2 separate regions of the Homo sapiens genome follow, and region 1 is linked to region 2. A link is a contact called in ENCODE Hi-C or POLR2A ChIA-PET data. All regions are on one chromosome and are shown on one strand. Each heading gives the region's core, a stretch centred on a gene start or an enhancer-like site at or near the end of the contact. The rest is flanking DNA. Distances are from core to core; before and after follow the strand shown. Region 1 overlaps MYO5A (myosin VA). Region 2 overlaps MYO5C (myosin VC).

The links. Hi-C counts contacts between places; a loop is a spot of excess contacts on that map. ChIA-PET counts read pairs that join two places held with the same protein, here RNA polymerase II (POLR2A). Pooled maps may share reads with other maps.
Region 1: a map with no recorded cell type shows a loop between it and region 2 (8-fold over the local background). The contact joins two enhancer-like sites. A Hi-C loop is called at or near these places in 4 of 37 single-sample maps with no recorded cell type and 4 of 50 pooled maps. POLR2A ChIA-PET finds 5 or more read pairs at or near these places in 1 of 52 experiments (A673).

What each region holds. Positions count from the first base shown.
Region 1 is chr15:52,464,822-52,468,103 of GRCh38, forward strand. All of the region lies in intron 1 of MYO5A (myosin VA), which reads right to left. Among named protein-coding and RNA genes, the nearest start is that of MYO5A, 62 kb to the right of the region's middle. RefSeq lists enhancers at 942-1,697, 1,342-1,631. Within about 2 kb of position 1,475, at least 10 of the 41 ENCODE cell types and tissues checked have a DNase peak (open chromatin) inside an H3K27ac peak, as active enhancers do.
Region 2 is chr15:52,288,388-52,291,560 of GRCh38, forward strand. All of the region lies in intron 1 of MYO5C (myosin VC), which reads right to left. Among named protein-coding and RNA genes, the nearest start is that of MYO5C, 5.8 kb to the right of the region's middle. Within about 2 kb of position 1,369, at least 16 of the 41 ENCODE cell types and tissues checked have a DNase peak (open chromatin) inside an H3K27ac peak, as active enhancers do.

The DNA of each region.
Region 1 (3,282 bases), core at 225-2,724, 180 kb after region 2:
TAATCATAAACAAAAGCACATCTTGTACAACTCCTGCTTATGATTAGTCGTTTTCCTAGTTATGTATATATGACTGTCACTCACATTTAGCCTGTAGACAGGATTTATCTAATATACACATAATTGCTTCCAAAATGTCATCCATATTAGGCAAATAGAGACTGTATTGGCCACACTGGGAGTCAGCTTTACCTAAGGGCAGGGGCAAGGAGGGACATTTCACTGGTATTACCTCATTAATGATGAGCACTAGAAGGGAGATTCTTGACCTGGAAACAGCAGCCTTGGTAGTAAGGTCAGGGCAAGATTATTACGGAATTCTATAATGAGCTGGCTTTGAGAGGGCAAATGAGTAGGCCATCTTGCTGCTGGCTGAGACACCTTAAGCAAAAAAGCCCTGTTGGCCTGCATCTTTAAGTGGAAGTGTTAAACTTTGGGCTGCATGATGCTTTCTTATTAACTCCTCCCATGATCCCCTATCCTTGCCCCTTTTATTAAGTGTCCTTTTAGCTTAATTTTAGCCGAGAAAAGCAGCTATGAAAGTTGATCTAGGTTTTATAATTTTGAAAGAATGGTTGGTATAAAATATTTTTCAGAAAAATAAAAAACTTCTGGGTGCCAAAATACATCATAAACAAACCCAAAATACAGGGTGACCAAAAATATATTTGTAAAAAAGCAAAGTCCCTTAATGTATAAAGAACTTTTGCCTGTAGTCCCAGCTACTTGGGAGGCTAGGGCAGGAGGATTGCTTGAATTCAGGAATTCGAAAGTATAGTGCGCTATGATCATGCCACTGCACTCCAGCCTGAGCAACAGAGCAAGACCCTGTCTCTAGAAAATAAATAGAATAAATTTAAAAAGACTTTTAAAAAGAACTCTTACAAATCATTAAGAAAAAGATACATCTTGAGATTTTTTTCGCCCAAGATGGCTGACTAGAGGCTTTTCTAGCACACTTCATAAACTCAGAAGAACCAAAATAGTGTGTAGACAATCATACTTTGAACATATTATCCATGATAATATGTTTGACATGAAAAGCAATGAGTCCAACAGAAAAGCAAAAAGAAACTCCAAAATCTGAGAAGAAGGAAGGTAGGTAGCCCGTATGGCCAGGACCGGCCAAAAACCAGGAGTGAATCCCCAATATGGAAAAGGGTACATATCTCTCTGTGGTCCACTTTCCCACTAGGGAATCGAGCAATCCAGACCACAGGAAAGTACCTTGCCCCTTCTAAGCCCTAGATCTAACATGCGGAGCAGCCAGGAGACTGTGAGAAGGAACTGCTTGAGGAAGTATCCCAGGCATTCCTTCAGACTGGACACCTACAGCAGGACCCTATTCTCTTTCCTAGCTCTTACTTAGCAAGCTGCACCTCACACGCCTGGGAGCTAGCCACAGCAGCAGCAGTCTTTGGCAGTAGAGAGACTCAGGCTGGGGCTTGGGGAACTGAAACCTGTGGGAGGGGCTCCCACAGCCAGAACTGAGAAATGAGTGTGGTATGGGCTCCAGCTGCTGGTGCTGAAACTGGGCTCCCCCCAACCCCACCCATGGACCAGAGGAGGAGAAGTGCCAGAGAGGTGTAGTATTGAGCTGCACAGTGACTCCTATAGCCCAAGACTGCACTGCAGACGAGAAGCAAACTGTAGTGACTAAGTGAACAGCCAGACTGGCTAACATAGTTGAGATGGGGGCATGAACCTTGCCAAGACTGGGGTGTAAGAGGGAAGCAGGTCCCATGTCTGCCAGCCAAGGCTGTGAAGCTAGAACCACCCTCCCTTCCCAGGCTGAGACATCAGCATAACAGTGGTCAGCCCTAACCCAGGTATTTTACCAGAGGCCTAAATCAGGGTAGGTAGCCACTCCCATCAGGGTAGGTGGTCTGAGTGCAGGCCTAGCTAACTTAGCTCCATTCCAGCTTTGCCCCCCACTCCAAGATAGGGTGCAGGATCCAGGCCCCTGGGGGTTCCATGGCCCAATCCACCTTCTGGGACAGCCTGAAGAGCCCACTGCAACAATTAACACAAGAGCACAGCACTTGAGAAAGAGAAGAGCTTCTCACAACTACTGCCCCTATCACCCATGACATCACAGCTGCACAGGAGGTTGTGTGTCTGCTCACTGCCTGGTACGCCACTACAACCAGCATTCAAGAAAGCTACCGCATTAAGGCTATGTATATCCAAGGAAATCATACAAAGTCTTTGTCACTTCATGCAGACAAATGGCCCTACCCAATCAGCATCATAGTCACATCTTCAGATACACAGAAATCAACATATAGGAAGTATGAAAAAGCAAGGTATTATGGCGCCCTCAAAGGAACAAAATAATTATTTGGCAATAGATCCTAAGCAGAACAAAAATCCTTGAAATGTCGATAAATAATTCAAAGTATTGATTTTAAAGAAGCTCAATGAGATGCAAGAGAAATCTGCAAACTAATATAAAGAAAATCAGAAAATCAATTTAGGATGCACATGAGGAATTTACAGGAGACAGATTTCAAAAACAAACAGAAATTCTGGGTCTGAAAAATTATTGAAGGAATTACAAAATACATTTGAAATGCTTCAAAAATAGACTAGACTAAGCAGAAAAAAAGAATCTCAAAACTTGAAGACAAGTCTTTTGAAATAACATAATCAGACAAAAGTGAGGAAAAAAGAATGAATAAAGACATCAAGATATTAGGGTCTACATAAGGCAACCAAGCTTACGAATTATTGGTATTCTCAAGGAGGAAGAAAATGCAAAAAGTTCTGAAAACCTATTTAAGGAAATAATTGATGAAAATTTCCCAAGTCAAGAAAGAGATTTAGACATCCAGCTACAGGAGGCCCAGCAATCCCCAGGAAAATAAACTGCAAAAAAAACTTCACCACAGCATATTATCATCAGACTGTCTAAAGTCAAAGTGAAGGAAAAAAATTTTAAATCGGCAAGAGAAAAGCACACTTAGTTGCCTATAAAGGAAACCCCATCAGACTAATGGCACACTTCTCAGCAGAACTCTCACAGGCCAGAAGAGAATGGGATGGCATTTTCAAAGTGATGAAAGAAAAAAGAAAAACCTAGCAGCCAATAATTTTATGTCCAGCAAGATTAAGCTTCATAAAACAAAACCTCACATATCAGCGAATTAATAAGAAAAAGATAAACAACCTAGTAGCAAATAGGCAAAAGAAAAAAACAGGTAGCGAACAGAAGCACCATTTAAAAAGTTAAACAAAGAAAAGATGGACCAGGTGCAGTGGCTCATGTCTGTAATCCCAGCA
Region 2 (3,173 bases), core at 119-2,618:
ATTAGGACATACGTAACCACTGACGGCTTCTCTTCTGAAGACCAGTGACTCCTCAGCCCAGTACCCCAGGCCGCCCACACCCTGCGATCCTGGTGCTTCTGCTGGCATTGAGTGCCCTGCAGCTGAAACCCAGCCTGGTAAGTAAACAACGGTGAGTTTACTCAGCTCCGGGTAAGTTCCACCCATTCATTCCTGTCCCCTCCTCCCTCACATTCCTCTACCCACAAAGCAATGCTTCAAACTGGAGGAAGAGTTAACTTTACAGCATTCATCCAAACAGATGCAGTCCGCAGTTCATGCAAACAATGTAACCAGCTGTCAACTGACCTCCAGAATATGGGGCCTTCCCATGAGGCAGGAGTCTGTGGACTGGGATGGAACAGCTCGCCAAGCCCTTCAGCGGAGCCAGGAAAGAGAGGGCCACCTCCCAACTTCCCTGAGTGCCCTCCCCATGCCAAGGCGCCAAGCTGAGGCAGAGGCTCGGGACCACTGAACCTTATGAGCTCAAGACCATGCCAGCCACCCCCCCAAGGCACACAGGTGAGATGAGAACAGCATCTTCTCACGCCGCCTGCTTTTCTGAGGGATCTTCTGGCATGAGCCACAGAAATGACTTGAAGACTTATATGGAAGATGGGACAAGATGGGACGACATGTGTTTCCCTCCTAGAACCGCTTTCTGGACTGGGAGTGTCCACACTCCAGGTCAGCCAGGCCAGATTGTCACACCATGCCCCTCTCTTCCTCCTCCTCTTCATTCGCTCCTCATGGGCCCCTCCCCTGGCTCCCCTGCCCCTCCCACTGCCCCCCATGTCCGTGTCTCCCAAGGTCCTTCCCAGCCTCTTCTCATGATAGGCTGTTTCTGGAGAGTTCCACCCAATTCCACAGCTTCTGCAACTGCCTGGCACCTGTGCATCTGAGACCTCCCACCCAGATCGTGCACTGGAGCTCTACACCACATTTCCAATTGCCTCCAAGATGTCAGCCCCTAAATGTCCTCATAGACTCATAAATTCCAAACTCCAGTGATGCCGACGCTCCTCCTTCCTAGCTCTCTTGCCCCTCATGTCAGAAGCCTGGGACAGTGCTGGGCACCCCTCTGTGTCTCCACCCCAACAGCCCAACAGTCACCAGGTGCTAGAAAAGACTGCCTTTTAAAAGCCCTCTCCTGTCCGCCCCTGCCTACCAGCCCCCTTGCCATGGCCATAAGTCAGCCCCCAACCCTACCCCCACCAATCCTCTCTTGACTGGTGCAGCAGCCCCCGGAGGCTTCCTCAGCCAGGCTGAGCACGAGGTTTCTTTGGGCAGACAGACTCTCTCATCCGTACTTGATTGGAATTCCTGTGGGTGGGGCCCGGCAAGAGAAAAGCTTTGAAAATCAACCCCCACATGGGTTTTGAGGAAGAGCCAGGCCTGGGCAACCAGCATTCTGGCCAATTTCCTGCTCAGGCCTCACCCTCTTTTCAATCCACCCTCTGCCTGTGGCCACCCAAAACCACTAGCACTTTCTGGAACATGGCAGGCCTTCTTTGGCTTTCTGCTGTGTACTTCTGTTCCTTCCACCCTAGCCCCACCCATCCTCTCCCCATCCAAGAGCAAACAGCTCTGAACAGTCTGGAGTAGCTGGAGACACTCCTCATCTTGGCACTCTCCTTGCCACTTGCCATCTAGCAGAGCTGGATGCTTCCCTTGAGCGCTCTCTGCTCCTCCCCCAGGTATCTAGGCTGCCTCCCATCTCCCCCACTGGCATTTGAACTTTAAGAGCCTGGTCTTTGTGCTTGGAATCCAATGCAAAGGCTTCCCATAACTAGCACTCCATAAACAACTTTTGAACAAAAATTCAAATTCCCAGTGGTTCAGTTGCACCAATTAAAGACTAAGTATTTCAGTCTTTTCATCCCTTTTTTTCTCTTTGAACTACCCATACATAATACAATGGATACATTTAATTTTCCAGAGTTGTTAATGGTATATAGAAGTCTAAAAACTATTTAGAATTAGCCAAATTAAAAAAAAAATCGTTACGCTGAACTTTGACCTCATTTTAGACAGGGGCCCTGGACTGCTAGTCAAGACACTTCTTTTGACCTTGCACATCTGAGTTTCAGCAGAACTTTGAAGATATTTGTGAGTTCCTCTTGCACAAGTGAAAGAAACAGATGGTGGAATGACTGTAGTGAACCTGTCACTACACAGTCATAACCTGAGTTCTAATTAATGAGCAAGAGCAACCTTTAGGAAAAAAAAAAAAAAAAGGTCTCCAGAGGCATGCCACAGAGCTCTACCGCCTCCCCTTTCATTCAACACTTTCACCAGTATCGTAGATGAAAAAACAAAACACATGTATCAAACAAGCAGATGAAATGATTGATTAGCTAAAGATGATCAAGATTCAAAAGGTTTTTACAAGCTACAGAAACGCTGGGCACTAAACAAAACAGAAAATTTTATAGGGATAAATGTAAAGTCTGTATTTAGGTAAAAAAAATCAACTGTATTATAATAGCATCAGTATTTGAGTAATCTTTATTAAGCATTATGTGTCAGGTGCTGTGCTAAGGATTTTACACGCCATTAATCCTCATAGTGACCTCCTCAGCTGGTAAGCATGATTCAGTCCATTATACTGGTGTGGAAACTCAGGTTAAGTAACTTGCCTGGTGTCACCCAGTTAGTAAGGGGCAGGACCAGGACTTGATTTGACCCACCAGGGGCAGAGCATGTACCAGCTCTGCTTAAAGCACTAACATAATGCCAGGATACACTGAGGGATGCTCACAAGAAGTTGCACCGTACTCATGGCTGAGCAGATCAAGGCTAGAGAATAGTGCCACTAAAATGGGCATCAAGGTGTGAAAATTCACCCAGAGGAAGGTGGCCTGGATGCTGAGGGTCTGGAATGATGCTGTCAGAGAAATGGTTGGTGGCACTGTCACTCTCCTCAAGCCGTCTGTCCTACCCACCCTTCCTGCTCAGCAGCTGTCAAGCTCTCTGGGCTTTCTTCCTTCTCTGTCAGTATCTCTGTGCCTTCAACTCCTGCCACTGTGGCCTCAGGCCCTCACTCCTTTCTGAGGTTAACCCATGCCTGGTGCCTTTCTTATGTCTTCAAACTGCAGTCCTCTGCTGGTTTCCTCCCTTTCACGGGTCATGTCAGACTTTCCCTTTCCCCTTCA